3 separate regions of the Homo sapiens genome follow, and regions 1 and 2 are each linked to region 3. Evidence: chromatin contacts called from ENCODE Hi-C or POLR2A ChIA-PET data. All regions are on one chromosome and are shown on one strand. Each heading gives the region's core, a stretch centred on a gene start or an enhancer-like site at or near the end of the contact. The rest is flanking DNA. Distances are from core to core; before and after follow the strand shown. Region 1 holds the start of SYP (synaptophysin). Region 2 holds the start of CCDC22 (CCC complex scaffolding subunit CCDC22). Region 3 holds the start of TFE3 (transcription factor binding to IGHM enhancer 3).

Evidence for each region. A loop is a pair of places that touch in the nucleus more often than their neighbours do. ChIA-PET counts read pairs that join two places held with the same protein, here RNA polymerase II (POLR2A). Pooled maps may share reads with other maps.
Region 1: a pooled map shows a loop between it and region 3 (9-fold over the local background). The contact joins the promoter of SYP here to the promoter of TFE3 in region 3. A Hi-C loop is called at or near these places in 1 of 168 maps with a recorded cell type or tissue (naive thymus-derived CD4-positive, alpha-beta T cell), 1 of 37 single-sample maps with no recorded cell type and 14 of 50 pooled maps. POLR2A ChIA-PET finds 5 or more read pairs at or near these places in 5 of 52 experiments (BJ, Caco-2, HEK293 and 2 more).
Region 2: a loop to region 3 is called in a pooled map, with 5 times the contacts of the local background. The contact joins the promoter of CCDC22 here to the promoter of TFE3 in region 3. A Hi-C loop is called at or near these places in 5 of 50 pooled maps. POLR2A ChIA-PET finds 5 or more read pairs at or near these places in 2 of 52 experiments (activated CD8-positive, alpha-beta memory T cell and naive thymus-derived CD8-positive, alpha-beta T cell).

What each region holds. Positions count from the first base shown.
Region 1 is chrX:49,198,943-49,202,490 of GRCh38, forward strand. SYP (synaptophysin) reads right to left here and starts at 1,251. Exons shown (of 7, transcript NM_003179.3): 1 at 1,209-1,251; 2 at 26-91. The coding sequence starts at 1,244. SYP-AS1 (SYP antisense RNA 1) reads left to right here. Exons shown (of 2, transcript NR_046649.1): 1 at 1-282; 2 at 3,230-3,512. RefSeq lists silencers at 1,084-1,133, 1,204-1,443.
Region 2 is chrX:49,233,110-49,236,743 of GRCh38, forward strand. It overlaps CCDC22 (CCC complex scaffolding subunit CCDC22), which reads left to right and starts at 2,361. Exons shown (of 17, transcript NM_014008.5): 1 at 2,361-2,577. The coding sequence starts at 2,528. CACNA1F (calcium voltage-gated channel subunit alpha1 F) reads right to left here and starts at 231. Exons shown (of 48, transcript NM_001256789.3): 1 at 176-231. The coding sequence starts at 200. It also overlaps the pseudogene HSPB1P2.
Region 3 is chrX:49,042,095-49,045,458 of GRCh38, forward strand. It overlaps TFE3 (transcription factor binding to IGHM enhancer 3), which reads right to left and starts at 1,263. Exons shown (of 10, transcript NM_006521.6): 1 at 1,017-1,263. The coding sequence starts at 1,132. RefSeq lists an enhancer at 589-1,452 and a silencer at 994-1,233.

The sequences.
Region 1 (3,548 bases), core at 1-2,500, 160 kb after region 3:
CCCCAACAGCCCGGACCACACTCACCCATTGCAGCACCTTCACAAAGCCGAGGGGCTCCTTGACCACCCGGAACTGACCCCCAGCCACCAGCTGAGGAGAGAAACAGTGGGGAAGGGGTGGGGTTGTTGGAGGTACAGGGAGGTGAGCGGCAAGGCTGCCCATCAATGACCCCAGGGGATGGAGCATGTGACCTCGGGGAGAGGGTGAGAAGGAGAAAGTGACACCTTGGGGATGGTGTGAGCCCCAGGGTCCAAGGACTGGTGGGAAGGTCTGAAGAGATGGTGAGTCAGATGGCAGAGGAAGTCGGGGGTGAGGGAGATGGGGATGAGGTCAGGACTAGTTAAGGAGGGGGAGCAGGTTTGAAACGTAAAGGCGAGTCGGATGGGGAAGGGGTTCGGGTAGAGAATGGGGATGGAGTGGGGTGCATTCGGGTGGGGGGGTTGTGATGGTGAAGGTGAGTCATAACGGGGCAGGAGTCGGTTTGGCTCAGGTGGGGGAAGGGTCTGCAGGGGTAAAGGTGTGTTAGACGGCGGTGGCGGTAGATATTTGAGGTGATGGGGATGGGGAAGGGTTGGGACTGATTGGGGGTGAGTTTCTGAGGTGGCAAAGACGAGAGACATGGCGGAGAGGGTCTGGACTGATTAAGGTGGGGGAGGGCTGGGACACGGCTTCAGTCGCTATGTGTTGGGGGTGAGGAGGCTGGGGGTTTTGGAAGGAGTAAAACCGGATTGTCCCCTAGGTGTGCTCTGGGGGAAGGGGTGGTCGCCTATGGGGGTACAGTCTCTGTTTGGGAGGGGCGGGTGCCAGCCCTCTCCCCCATCCCCGCCCCCACACCTTCTGTCGCTCTATTTCCTAGCTTATCCGCAGCACCCCCCATCTTCCTTCCACTCTCCCCTCCCCTTGTCCCTTGCCCTCACTCCAGCCCCCAGGCCCCTATTCCTCCCCTCGCGGTCGCCAGTAATAAACGGGGCTCCGGGGGCCCCCGCTGCGGCAGTGAGGACGGCCCTCGCTGCGGCAAAGAGCGCACTCCTTTTCTCCACCTCCCCCTTCCTCCCCTTCACCTGCCGCAGACCCCCATCCCCAGCGCCGGGGACCGGGTCTCCGCTGCCAGACCCTGGCCACCACCTCCCAGAGTCGGCTGGCCTGAGCGACCCGGCCTAGGCAGCCGGGCGGCGGCGGGCTCTGTCCACGGTGCTGGAGCGCGTACCTGATTCACCACGTCCATGTCCGCCAGCAGCAGCATCAGCAATGCAGGGGGCGGGAGGCTCGGCTAGCAAGGGCGGCGCGGGGCGCGGCGGGGGCGGCGCGCGCTCGTTGGAACAGCCCAGGCGGCTGCAGCCCCGCCCCTCGCGCCCCCTCCTTGCCCGCCACGCGCCTGCGCACAGCGGGTTGTACCACAGTCTCACCGGCAGCCATTCCGGCCCGGAGGCTGGAGCCGTGAGAGCGTGCGGGAATATGCGTTGGGAAAACACAAGTCGAGGGCCGGGGAGAGGAGACCTCCCTGCTCGGTCCTACAGTGTGACAACTTTGCCAGGCTCTTTTCTGAGTTTGTTAAACATGTTCACTCATTTAATGCTTACAGAAGTCCTACGTTGTAGGGACTATTAGGCCGTTTTTACAGACGAGGAAAATAATTCCCCAGAGAGCTTAAGTGACTCTCACAAGGTCAGCCAGCTACTAGCTGGCAGTGCCCAGAGTCCCTGCAGTTTAAACACGGTTCAAGGCCTTCCAGGTTCCTTTTTCATAGTCTGCATTTTAAGCACACCCTGAAACTCCTGCCCCCATCTAGCCATCTCCCTTATTTCTTTCTTCCTCTTTGTCAAATTAATGCCTACTCGAACTCTACCACTTTACCTATTTATTCCTTAGCTCTCTCTTAATTGGAATAACCCTCCTTCCTGCGACTAAAACTAGGCCCATCAAGGTCAACAGTGATGGCTATGATGCAAAATCCAAAATACAGTTGGGGCTTAAGATGCTCAACTTCGGCCAGGCGCAGTGGCTCATGCCTGTAATCCCAGCACTTTGGGAGGCCGAAGTGGACAGTGGATCACTTGAAGTCAGGAGTTTGAGACTAGCCTGGCCAACATAGTGAAACCCCATCTCTATTAAAAATACAAAAATTAGCTGGCTGTGGTGGCAGGCGCCTGTAATCCCAGCCACTTGGGAGGCTGAGGCAGGAGAATTGCTTGAACCCAGGAGGCGGAGGTTGCACTGAGGCGAGATTGCACCACTGCACTCCAGCCTGGGCAACAGAGCGAGACTCCATCTCAAAAACAAACAAGCAAACAAAAATACTGAGATACTGTTTTTCATCTTTCAGGGTGGTGAGTATCAAAAAGTTTGATAACGTTCCGTATTGGTAGGTTGGCCAGAAACAAGCGTTCTCATAAATCGCCTGTGGAAGTTTCATTGGTATAACGTGTAGAAGGCAATCGGGCAAAATCTAAAAAAAAAAAATAACAAATTCATTTACTGTTTGGTTCACCTTCATACTTCTAGGAATTCATCTTACAGATAGACTCATACATGTGCTAAAAGATATATGTATAAGATAATACATGACTGGGCTGTTTATTTTTTATTTTTTTTTGAGACGGAGTCTCACTCTGTTGCCCAGGCTGGAGTGCAGTGGCATGATCTCCGCTTACTGCAACCTCCGCCTCCCGGGTTCAAGCAATTCTCCCTGCCTCACCCTCCCTGAGTAGCTGAGATTACAGGCATTCACCACCACGCCCATCTAATTTTTTTTTTTTTTTTTGTAGTTTTAGTAGAGATGGGGTTTCGCCATATTGGCTAGGGTGGTCATGAACTCCTGACCTCATGTGATCTGCCTGCCTCGGCCTCCCAAAGTGCTGGGATTACAGGTGTGAGCCACTGGGCCAGGCCAGGGCTGTTTATAATAGGATAAAGAATGGACACTCCCAAAGTGCTCATTGTTGGTAGCCTGTTTAAATAAACTCTGATACTATGCCGCTGTCATTATAATAACATGGAACTATGGAATGATTGCCAAGATATTTAGTTAAGTAAAAAATGCAAGATGTCAAACTGTGTGGTAATTGTGTACAAAGAGAAGAGAAGGGTTATATCAGACAGAGAATAGCTAACATTTAAATTGTGGCTGTTTTCTGTCAAGTACTCTTTAGAGAACTTTGCCTGTATTACTCACTTAAATTCTTACTGTAACCCTATGTGACAGGTACGACAACTATCTTTGTTTTACAGCTGAATAAACTAAGAGGCGGAGAGGAATTTTCCTAAGTTCACACAGCTGGTAAATTGGTAGAACCAGGATATGAACCCAGGAAGTCTGGCTCCAGCACCTGTTACTCTTAGCCACTGTGCTAACTTATCAGTACACCATCTTTTTTTTTTCAGCACACCATCTTGTATGTCTGTGAAAGATACCTGATAATACTATTTGCTTCCAGAGGGTAGGGAAACTTTTCACTTTATACCCCTTTGTACCTTTTGAGACTCCATCTCAAATAAAATAAAAAAATAAACAGCCTGGTAGTGTATCATCTTATACATACACCTTTTA
Region 2 (3,634 bases), core at 1,111-3,610, 190 kb after region 3:
GCGTTAGGGCTCTGGTGGCAGAGAGGCTGTTTGGGGCTGGCTGGGATGGGGAACAGGGTGATGTGGTTCTTGTCCCCTAGAGGCTCTCTGGGGGTGGGGTCTGGGTGGGCAATGGGTGGGTCAGAGGGGCTCTACCTTGCTCCAAGGGTCTGCAGGGATGGAAGGATTCTCTCACCTTTCCCGCCTTCAGATTCCGACATCTTTCTTTCGAGATTGAAGGGCCATCTGCACACAACCCCCCTCTCTTCCCCCAGCTTTGGAGGGATTAAGGCCGCAGGGCGGGGCAATAACAGTGTTGTATGGGAGGGTGGCGGTGGGGGTGCAAATGGGACGTTTGTGGGCCAGAGCCTGGCAACAGATGAAATATTTACCAAATATATACCTGCAGCAAACAGTCAAACTAAAATAAGAAAAACGATGTCATTTTCCAGTAGTATATGGAATTCGAAGTATGTAGGAAAAACCTAATATATGTGCAATATCTCTATGGAAAAAAGATCAAATATTATCAATTATTATTATTTTTAGAGACAGGGTCTTGCTCTGTCACCCAGGCTGGAGTGCAGTGGCGTGATCATAGCTCACAGTAGCGTTGAATTCCTGTGCTCAAGTGATCCTCTGACCTCAGCCTCTGTAGCTGGGACTGCAGGTGTGCACTACCATGCCCAACTATTTTTTTTTTAAATTTTGGGTTGCTTCGAACTTTATTTGAGAACAACAGAAGATAAACCTATCAAAAGAACACACAGGTGGGTGCGGGGGCACGGCTAGTGGCGGCGGCCGGGGTGGGCATCCGGGCTAAGGCTTTTACTTGGCTGCAGACTGGTCGGATTTCGCAGCTCCTAGGCCCCCAAGCTGGGCCCGTGACTCCAAGGTGATCTCGTTGGACTGCGTGGCTAGCTTGGGCATGGGGGCCTCCACGGTCAGTGTGCCCTCAGGGGACAGGGAGGAGGAGACCTTGGTGGGGTCCACACCGGGGGGCAGCGTGTATTTCCGGGTGAAGCATCGGGAGATGTAGCCATGCTCGTCCTGCCGCTCCTCGTGCTTGCTGGTGATCTCCACCATGCCATCCTTGGTCTTGACCGTCAGCTCGTCGGAGGCGAAGTAGTTGATGTCCAGGGATACGCGCCAGCGGTCCGCTGTGGGCCGATTCTCCGAGACCCCGCCGCTGAGCTGCCGGCTGAGCGCGTAGCTGTAGGCGGGCGCGGCCACCGCGGGGCTCTCGACCGCGGCGGGGGCAGGGGACGCACGTAGCGGGGCCAGCAGCTGGTGCCCAACCACTGCGACCAGCCCGAAGGCCTGGTCAAAGAGGCGACTGTGCGGGTACCAGTCGCGGAAGGGGTCCCAGCTGGGGTCCCGCAGGAGCGAGAAGGGGACGCGGCGCTCGGTCATGCTGGCTGGCTCTGCTGGGGACGTCTGCTTGGACAAGTGTCAATTTTTTTTTTTTTTTTAAGAGATGGTGTATTGCTGTATTGCCCATGCCGGTCTCAAACTCCTGACCTCAAGCGATCCTCCCGCCTTGGCCTCCAAAACTGCTGGGATTGCAGGTGCGCGTCGGCTGTTCAAGAAATGGTTACATAGATTTCTTTTGCTTTATTTATTTATTTAGAGACGGAGTCTCGCTCTGTTGCCCAGGCTGGAGTGTAATGGCGCAATCTCAGCTCACTGCCACCTTCGCTTCCCCAGTTCAAGTGATTCTCCTGCCTAAGCCTCCCGAGTAGCTGGGACTACAGGCATGTGCCACCATGCCTGGCTAATTTTTCTCATTTTAGTAGAGAGGGGGTTTCACCATGTTGGCCAGGCTGGTCTCGAACTCCTGACCTCAGGTGATCCACCCGACTCGGCCTCCCAAAGTGCTGGGATTACAGGCGTGAGCCACTGCACCCAGCCGGTTACATAGATATTTGCTGTGTAATTATTCTTTGGAGTGTACAAATGTGTATCATATTAAAGCATTTATTGAATGCATGGACACTAGTAACTATAACTTACATAGTGCTTTCTTATCTTATGTGTCAGGCACATAGTACAACGTGCTTTATATAAATTAATTCTGTTTTAATCCTAAAAAGCAGGTACTGTCAATAGTCCCATTTTACAGATGAGGAGACTAAGACACAGGGAAGTAGTCGCTTTGTGTTAAAATTCTGCCCTTAATGTGTACACTTTTATAGCCTAGAAGATGAATGCCGCCTTAAACGAATGAGTCAGGAAGCCCCTTTCTGTCCGGCCCCTCCACTCCCCACCACACGGGTTGTTCCTTTTTCCCTTGGAAGAGCCCACTGGACTGCAGGTGGAAGAACTACAGTTCCCAGCAGCTATTGCAAGCTCAACCTCCGTGCACACTCACCCCAGGCCTCACATCCGGCATGCGCCGTGCTCGCTCACAGAACTACACTTTCCAACTCTCCCCACACGACCCGTGACACTCTGTGGACCGCGAGCACGGAGCAGGGTTTCTACAGCTGCTCCCCACTTTCTCGGACCCGGTCCTGGACCCAGCCCCCGACTCCGACACGGCTCCACCATGGAGGAGGCGGACCGAATCCTCATCCATTCGCTGCGCCAGGCCGGCACGTAAGGACAGAGCCCCCGCCCACCCCCGAAGCCCACATCCGGGACTCTAAAGCCCAGGACCCCGTTTCCCGGGAACCTTAAAACCCGGGATCCTGACATTCAGGGCTCCAACTCCAGGATCCTAAGACCCTCACCCCCTTACACACACACACACACACACACACACACACACACACACGCACACACACACCGCCCTCCCTGACACCGACATCAGAGGCCTCCCAAATCCTTTAACCATGATATTTGGTACACCCAAAGCTCTGGGACCCAGACACCTTGAGACGTTACAACCTTGAAACCTCAAGACCCGGAACCCTGTAATCTGGGGAATCTTAACATCAGTTCCCTGAGACCCTGTTATCTGGAGACCCTAAGACACCTGTGCCCTAAGAACCAGGGAGCGTAAAACCCCAGGACCCTGGCACTCGGGGACTCCAAAAAATCCCTGGACCAGATACTTGGGATCCTTCAAACTCCAGTTCCCCAAACACCTGGGGCTTAAAAAAACCCAGGATTCTTTTTTTTTTTTTTCCTTTTCCGAGATGGAGTCTCGCTCTGTCGCCTAGGCTGGAGTGCAGTGGGGTGATCTCAGCTCACTGCAGCCTCCGCCTCCCAGGTTCAAGTGATTCTCCTGCCTCAGCCTCCCAAGTAGCTGGTATTACAGCCGTGCGCCACCTTGCCCGGCTAATTTTTGTATTTTTAGCAGAGACAGGGTTTCACCATGTTGGTCAGGCTGGTCTCCAACTCCTGACCTCAAGTGATCTGCCCGCCTCCGCCTCCCAAAGTGCTGGGATTACAGGTGTGAGCCACCACGCCCAGCCAAAAAAACCCAGAATTCTAAAATCTGACATCAGCATTTGGTCACCCTGACGCACGAAGACTCCTCCGTTCAGAGGCCCTAAAAACCCAGGATGCCAACATCTAGGGAGTCTGATTTTTGTATTGCTTGAAACTAGGTGGTCTTGATATTCAGGGATCTTGATACCCAGGGACCCTGACATTTGGAACTTCTGAAAACAGCAGCCTCCTAAAATCTAGTCTTCTCAAAACTCTAGCA
Region 3 (3,364 bases), core at 13-2,512:
GGGGCTCCAAAGCCCATTGATGAAAGTAAGGATGAGAAGAGGCCAGAGGGGATCCACCCAGGCAGGGATGGTGCAATCTGTACTCGTTCCAGCTCTATGGACAGATTCAAGATTACCCCCAGGAGCTCGGAGATCGAAAAGAAGATAAAAAGAAAAGGGGTGTGGGGCTAGGGAGTGGGAAGGGCTGAGAGGCTAGAGCGAGTAGCAGCATGAACAAGAGCCTCCTCTGGGTTCCCAAACAAGGTCTGAGGCCTCTGAGCTAAGAGGTAACATCATCGCCCTCTGCCTGGCTGTCTATCTTCCATTCAGGCCCTTAACAGGTGTGGGAAGAGGGCTTTTCCACTATCCTTGGGATCTGCCCCAGCTGGGTAGGCGGGCAGAGGGGAAAGGATTATTCTGGTCAAGTCTTGCTGAATGTTGCTTCTCTTGTTCATTCACACGCACTCACAAGGCTGGTCCCAGGCAGCATATCTGAGATACCTCCAAATCCCTCCAGATTCATGTTATCCCCAAACACAGCAACCAGTCACTGAGAGGCACCAAGCTCCCAAGACAGCACTTCTGTCCCTCAGGACCCCTTCTCCCACACTGAGGGAAAAAAGATTCTAGGATTCCCTTAAAACCAGTGCCTCACCTGACAGTGTCCCCTCAAATTCATTCCCCTCATGTCCGACTGAAAATCCCCGAATTCAGCCTCTAATCAGAGACCCTGTCTACCAAGTTCAGCTATCTCAGACCAGTTTCTGGATACTCCAGAATAGGCCCCTCTAGACGCAGTCAAGGGCTCCCCAAACCTGACCCAGACCCCGCTTAATGCACTCCCACGACTCCTTTAATAAAGCCACAATCCAAGCAGGCCACTGCCGGATTCCTTAGGTGCCCCCCCAAGACGGGCGCCCCGACGTCCTCCAAGGCTAGGCCGAGGGCCTCCAATCCCAGTCCGGGGCCCCCACTGCCCCCGAGATCAGGCCCCTGGGAGCCCCAGTCGGCACTCCCAGCCCCAGGCGGCCCCGCACCTGAGCAGCTGAGCCGAGTCGGCCGGCCTGCGCTCCTCCAACAGCACGAACACGGCTCGAGGGCCCTCCGCGCTGGCCTCTACGCCATCCCGAGCTGGTTCGGCCGCATGAGACATGACGCCCGGCCCCGGGCGAGCCCTGCCAGGCCGGTCGGGCCTCGGCCCGGTCCCCCTAACAAAATAAGAGTCCCCCCTCCCCCCAGCTCGCCACCGCCGCCTCCTCCGCTAAGCCATGGAGCTAGCACTGCGCGGGCGGGCGGCGTCGGGGAGATGGGATGGGCTGTGAGTCATCCCCCGCCCAGAACGGACCGACGCCCCCCCTCAACCTAACCCCGGACGACCGCCCTCCTCCCCCTCGTCTTCTTCCCCCTCCTCCCTCCTCCCAGGGATGGGGAAACTCCACAGGAAGTGACCGCACTGGGGATGGATGGCCCGTCTGGCCACGACCCATTAGCGAGGCGGCCAATCGCTGAACGGCGATTCGAGGGCCCACCCTAAGCGACGCCTCCGACGCGGAGGAAAAACGCGATTCGGCCCGCCCTCATTCCGAGAAGCAGCACCCAGACCACGCCCTCAGGGGCAGCGACAAATAGGCGAGGGTTGATTTGGTTGAACCACGCCTCTATGTTTGCGTCGCTTTCGGAGCCACGCCCTCTCTTCTCAAATTATCCCTCTGCAAGGTAATATTAAGCCGCTCCTTGGGTCCTCTGCGCCTGCGCATCGATGGCCAGTCGGCGCACGGAGGGTCTCCTGGCCAAGCTTTTAGCTGCGGAACCGCGCCCTCTTTCGGCCAATATTTGTAATATCTGAGCCCTAGACCGCGCTCCAACCTCGATCTGGCTGTGCTCTCTCAGCCAAAGCCATAACTATGAGGCAGAGGCAGCTACATTCCCTGAAGGTGCGGGCCAGAAACCCCCCCCTTTCGCTGTCCGCAGTCCAGCCGCCCAGCTGGTCTTCCGGGAGTATTCCGCCTGTTCCATGCCATCGAGAGCGGTTGTACTATGTTCATTGCGCTGCGCAATATGTGCTTAATAAATTCTTGACGGGTGAATGAATCTGGTCCCTTCGGTGAATGACGACTTCTGGAATCACAAAGATCCAGGTTTGAATAGGGAAGGGGACCTCCCCTCTCCCAGCCTCAGCTTTCCTGGCCTGTTAAATGGGGGTCAAAATACCTGTCTGGCAGGGTTGTTCTGAGGATTAAAGATAATGTATGAAAAGTGCTAGCAGGTTGTTTGGCATACAAGAAGCTTCCCAAAATTAGTTGATTCACTCATTTGTTCACTTATTCAACATTCACTGAGCGCTTCTGTATGCCAGACGCATGCAAGCCGGCTCGCACAAGGCGGAGGGTCTCACTCATATATCCTCAGGTGCAAATAGCTCACAAAACACCCAGACCTACAGCCTTCCCTTCCTCTTTCCTGACATCCCAAGACCCCACCCTGAGTTGCGCCTCCAGGAATTTCACCGGGCTTTCATTTACCTTGGACCTTCCTGTATTGGCATCATTATTTCACAGGTCTGTCAGTTGCTTTCGTAAACTCATCCATACTCACACACAACCATCTCGTACAAGGGGGAAACCTCTACATAATAAAGATGACTTCTGGCCGGGCGCGGTGGCTCATGCCTGTAATCCCAGCACTTTGGGAGGCCGAGGCGGGTGGATCACCTGAGGTCAGGAGTTTGAGACCAGCCTGGCCAACACGGTGAAACCCCGTCTCTACTAAAAATACAAAAAATTAGCCGGGCGTGGTGGCGGGCGCCTGTAATCCCAACTACTCGGGAGGCTGAGGCAGGAGAATCCCTTGAACCGGGAAGCAGAGGTTGCAGTGAACCAAGATAGTGTCACTGCACTGCAGCCTGGGTGACAGAGTGAGACTCAGTCTCAAAAAAAAAAAAAAAAGAAAAAAGAATACATTACCAATTGTACCAATCAAAACTCTAAAACGGAACTTGTAGATCCAATGTTAAAATTCCTATGATGCCTTAAACATGTAAGAATGGGCCGGGCACGGTGGCTCACACCTGTAATCCAGCAGTTTGGGAGGCCAAGGTTGGTGGGTCGCTTGAGGCCAGAAGTTCGATACCAGCCTGGCCAACATGGCAAAACCTCGTCTCTACAAAAATACAAAAATTAGCCGGGCGTGGTGGTCTGCGCCTGGCCTGTAGTCCCAGCTACTCGGGAGGCTGAGGCAGGAGAATAGCTTGAACCCGACAGGCGGAGGTTGCAGTGAGCCGAGATCACGCCACTGCACTCCAGCCTGGGGCGACAGAGTGAGACTCTGTCTCAAAAACAAAAACAATGGCCCAGTGCGGTGGCTCACGCCTGTAATCCCAGCACTT